Linked DNA regions of Homo sapiens: region 2 is linked to region 1. A link is an interaction called in ENCODE POLR2A ChIA-PET data of the cell type or tissue named here. Cell type or tissue: Caco-2. All regions are shown on one strand. Region 1 overlaps SYF2 (SYF2 pre-mRNA splicing factor). Region 2 has its middle 92 kb from the start of SYF2.

What was found. ChIA-PET counts read pairs that join two places held together with the same protein. Peaks named below come from ENCODE experiments on the same cell type or tissue, not always from the same donor. Only the 100,000 strongest peaks of a DNase experiment are listed, where the experiment ranks them.
Region 2: POLR2A ChIA-PET joins it to region 1 with 5 read pairs; 2 of 35 experiments call an interaction of 5 or more read pairs at or near these places.

What each region holds. Positions count from the first base shown.
Region 1 is chr1:25,225,879-25,228,378 of GRCh38, reverse strand. It overlaps SYF2 (SYF2 pre-mRNA splicing factor), which reads left to right. Exons shown (of 7, transcript NM_015484.5): 4 at 144-261; 5 at 847-937. Among named protein-coding and RNA genes, the nearest start is that of SYF2, 5.4 kb to the left of the region's middle. RefSeq lists an enhancer at 1-850. In Caco-2, no CTCF peak of the experiment used is centred here; no DNase peak of the experiment used is centred here.
Region 2 is chr1:25,139,517-25,142,016 of GRCh38, reverse strand. No RefSeq gene overlaps it. Among named protein-coding and RNA genes, the nearest start is that of SYF2, 92 kb to the left of the region's middle. RefSeq lists enhancers at 1,343-1,422, 1,723-1,842. In Caco-2, no CTCF peak of the experiment used is centred here; a DNase peak (open chromatin) is centred at 1,496.

The DNA.
Region 1 (2,500 bases):
TGCGTGACAGAGTGAGTGAAACTCCAACTAAAAAAATACTATTAAAGTATTGGTTGATATTTATTGGATCTTTCTTGATGTAAAGTAGATCAAATTATTGCATGTATCATAATTGTAGGTGTCAGCTTTTTTCTTCTTTTTAGGAATGTGCGGCAAGAGGAGAAGACTATGAGAAAGTGAAGTTGCTGGAGATCAGTGCAGAAGATGCAGAAAGATGGGAGAGGAAAAAGAAGAGGAAAAACCCTGATCTGGGATTTTCAGGTCAGATTGACCTTTATTGAACCTTATTGACTGGGCTGTTAGTCATTTCCTTCATTGTTTCTGGTTTCAAGAAAGGATGTGCCTCTTGTGCTTCGTGGGATATTCTTGATGAGGCTTAAGACCAAGAAAAGTACAAATATGTCTCTTAGGAGAGAAGTTAAAAAAAAAGGCTGTACTTCAGTTAGCCAGGTTTTTAAATACTTGATGATAAAATTTATCAAAGTCTGTTTGTCAGCATCTTCAGGATAGAAGCTATGCTTAGAATAGTGTTATGGGCATATATTACTTCACACAGATTGAGTATCCCTAGTATGAAAATCTGAAATCCCAAATGTTGCAAAATCCAAAACTGTTTGAATGCCAACATGGTGCTATGATGCTCAAAGGAAATGCTGATTGGAGCATTTCAGATTTTGAATTTAAGTATAATAAAGATATTCCAAAATCTGAAAAAAATCAGAAACACTTCCGATTCCAAGCGTTTTGGATAAAAGATACTCACCTGTGATAATTTAGATTTTTCTCTCAATAGGAAGGTCCAAACAAGGAAATATATTATCGCTGATTCTCATTTTATATTTTTAGATTATGCTGCTGCCCAGTTACGCCAGTATCATCGGTTGACCAAGCAGATCAAACCTGACATGGAAACATATGAGAGACTGAGAGAAAAACAGTAAGTCCTTTTTCAACCTGAGGTGATGTGGATGTATTTGTGTGTGTGTGTGTGTATACATGTACATAAATAGAAACATGCTTTAATGCTAAGGTATGGGTTATTAATAGTTGTCTAAGGATGGTCTCTGTTTTTTCTGGATATTTTTTTCCTTTGAGATGGAGTCTTGCTTTCTCACCCAGGCTGGAGTGCAGTGAATGGTGCGGTCTCAGCTCACTGCAACCTCCGCCACCTGGGTTCAAGCAATTCTTCTGCCTCAGCCTCCTGAGTAGCTGGGATTACAGGCGCCCGCCACCACGCCCAACTAATTTTTGTAGTTTTAGCTGAGATGGGGTTTCACCACGTTGGCCAGGCTGGTCTTGAACTCCTGACCTCAAGTGATCCGTCCACCTCAGCCTCCCAAAGTGCTGGGATTACAGGCGTGAGCTACTGCGCCCGGCCCTTCCTTTTTTTTTTTTTAAGAGACGGTGTCTCGCTCTGTTGCTTAAGCTGGAGTGCATTGACACTGTCATAACTCACTGTAACCTCAAACTTGTGGCCTCAAGGGATCCTCCCACATCAGCCTCCCCAGTAGCTAGGATTACAGACATGTGCCACGATTCCTGGCTAATTAATTTTTTTGTGGAGACGGGGTCTCACTGTGTTGCTCAGGCTGTCTCAAACTCCTGGCCTCAAGTGATCCTCCATCCTTGGCCTCCCACATGGTTGAGATTACAGGTGTGAGCCACTGTGCCAGGCCTAGTCTCTGTTTTGACAGCACTGTTTATTGCTTACTTCACAGCTATTAAATTAATCACATGTTTTTTGTTTTGTTCTTAACTGGGCATTCTAAGACTGGTTGTTGATTGGTTAACACCCTGATTGTCGTAGTTACTTAGATATTATTTTAGGAGGCAGAATGCTTTAGTGCTGGGGTTGGTGAACTTTTTCTGTGAAGGACCAGATAGTAAATATTTTAGCTTTGTGGGCCATATAGTCTCTGTCACAGCTATTCAGCTGTGCTGCTGCAGTGCAAAAGCAGCTGCAGAGAATTCATAAATGAAGCCTCTTTTCATAAACAGGTGGTGGGCTGCTGTAGTTTGGCAGCTTGTTTTAGTGGAAAAGGAAATAACCTCAGGATGGAGCTCTAATCCCAGCTCTGTTCCTAGCACTTTGTGACCTCTGATAAGTCCTGGAGCCTCTCTGCCTGTTGGCTCTTTGATCTGTACAGTGAAGGTGTTGGCGTAGATGATGTCTTAGGTTCCTTTCAATTCTGTAATTTTTTATTTTTTATTTTTATTTTTATTTTTTTTTTGAGATAGAATCTCGCTCTGTCGCCCAGGCTGGAGTGCAGTGGTGCAATCTTGACTCACTGCAGCCTCCGCCTCCTGGGTTCAAGTGATTCTTCTGCCAAGTAGCTGGGACTACAGGTGCCCGCCACCACGCCTGGCTAATTTTTTTGTATTTTTAGTAGAGATGGGGTTTCACCATGTTGGCCAGGCTGGTCTTGAACTCCTGACCTCAGGTGATGTGCCCACCTTGGCCTCCCAAAGTGCTGGGATTATTGGTGTGAGCCACTGCACA
Region 2 (2,500 bases), 86 kb after region 1:
TAAAAATCACTTATCCTCTGTGGACCTTAGGTTCTTCAGGGGTAAAGAGAGAGGTTGGAATACATGGTCTCCAAGGCATCTTTCTAGTAGAACAGACTTGGCCCCTGCCGTCAAGGGGCCATGCACAAGTCACGTTTGTAGCAAACGTTTATTTGTGCAGGGAATGAAAAGTAAACTGGTCAACGACATTTAGTGGATGGAAAACAAGACTCCGTGTACTTAGGATGCACGTGGTCAGGACAGGGTCCACTTGGAGTTCTTGTAGCAAAAGAACAGCCGCAGAGAGAAGTTCAAGATGCTGATGAAAAAAGGAAGCAAGGGAGGAAGAAAGGAGAGATGGATGATAGGAAAGAAAGCACCCCTCTTGGCTTTAGAATGGCAGCAGAGTCCACACCCTCATTTGCTGGGGAAACACTTGGTCTAGCCTAGGGGGTCCCAAACCTGGCTGATAGTTCTTTTTTTTTTTTTTTTTTTTTTTTTTTTTTTTTTTTTTGAGGCGGAGTCTGGCTCTTGCCCAGCCTGGAGTGCAGTGGTGTGATCTCCGCTCACTGCAAGCTCTGCCTCCCGGGTTCACGCCATTCTCCTGCCTCAGCCTCCCGAGTAGCTGGGACTACAGGTGCCCGCCACCGCGCCTGGCTAATTTTTTGTACTTTTAGTAGAGACGGGGTTTCACCTTGTTAACCAGGATGGTCTCAATCTCCTGACCTCGTGATCCGCCCGCCTCGGCCTCCCAAAGTGCTGGGATTACAGGCGTGAGCCACCGTGCCCAGCCCCTGGCTGATTGTTCTAATCACCTGGACAGGTTGTAAGAATATTAATTCTTGGGCTCCATCTCAGAGACTTAAAATCATTAGATCTAGGAGTGGGACCACAGAATCTGTCTCTTTAACAAACAGCCCCCTGGAGGCTGTTTCACAGACCAGTTTTGGGGAACCTCAACTTGATTTTGTAAGAGGTGTTATCCCCCGTCATTACAAGTGATGTCCTTCCCTGGCACATTGTCATAGCCACTTAACATGAATAAGAATAGGTAATGTTCATTAAGCACTTACTATATGCCAGGAATTGTTCTAAGCATGTATACATACACACAATCTATACTCATCTATATTGATGAGTGTGTGTGTGTGTGTGTATGTACACACACCTTCCAATAACCCCGTGAAACAGGTGCTATTAACATCCCTGTTTTTACAGATGAGGCAATCGAGCAATTTAAAGGTTAGGTAAGGGTAGAGCTGCTTGTAGCTGGGCGTCGGGGTGCATACAGAGTCAAGATCATAGCACACGTGCCAGCACAGCGCTCTGGGAACATGAAGTCACAAGTGTGGAATCAGGAGAGGCTGCGTGGAGAAGGCAATCTTGGCTAGTTCTGCTTGTCCCTGGATAGGAGGACACACCACCTGTGATGACAGTCTGCCTGCCGGGCTTCCTTCCCTGTCCCTGTGACTTCTGCTTTGTGGACACGAGGCATGTGGCAGCCAGGGCCAGACGGCACCTTTGGACCCAGTGGACCAAGCCCCCTTCGGGCCGGCGGTCACTTCCTCCTGCCCTCTGTCCATGGGGAGTTCCACATTCCTGTGGGGCTCCAGCTCTATGACAGGGTATGAGATAAGTGTCACTCAGACCCCATCTGGGCTTAAGATGCGAGAAGAGGAAATGGGCTGAGTTTGCCGCAGGCATGGTTTAGAGTTACACACCAGGGGGTTTCTGAGGTGGTTTTAGGGGAGAGGCACCAGGGGAGACTCTTGATCTGGGCTCTGGGATCAGCCAGGCCTGCAGTCAAGTCCAGACTTGTGATCTTGAGCAAGTTATTCAGCCTTTCTGATCTTCACTTCCCCACCATGAGAAAGGGATAATGATAGCAGCTGCCTGCCCGTGGGGTGGTGTGTGCTTAACTGAGATGGGGAGTGTAGGCACTTGGAACAGCGCACAGCACATGAGATGCACTTAATAAATGTCTGTTTTATTACTATTTAAAGATCTTGGTCAGGCACGGTGGCTCATGCCTGTAATCCCAACACTCTGGGAGGCTGAGGTGGGACGATCGCTTGAGCCCAGGAGTTCAAGACTAGCCTGGGCAACATAGTGAGACCTCGTTTCTGCAAAAAAATTTAAAAATTAGCTTGGCATGGGTGGATGGCTCTGGTCCTAGCTTCTCAGGAGGCTGAGGTGGGAGGATCGCTTAAGTCCAGGCAGTTGAAGCTGAGGCTGCAGTGAGCTGTGATCACACCATTCGGCGGACAGAGCTAGATCTGGGCTGGGTAATGGAGCTAGATCCTGTCTCAAAACAAACAAACAAACAAACAAAAAAAACAAAAAAAACAAAAAAAGATATTTAAGGGCACATTAGATACCCACTGCTCATTACTTTCTGCCTCAAAAATGGAAGCAGTGGACCACACTATGGGAAATTGGCATTCATCTCTTCTTTTTGACATGCTCTGGGCTGGGGTGGGACACAAGGAGCTCTCCAGGCACTGGCAGCAGGAGCCTGTGC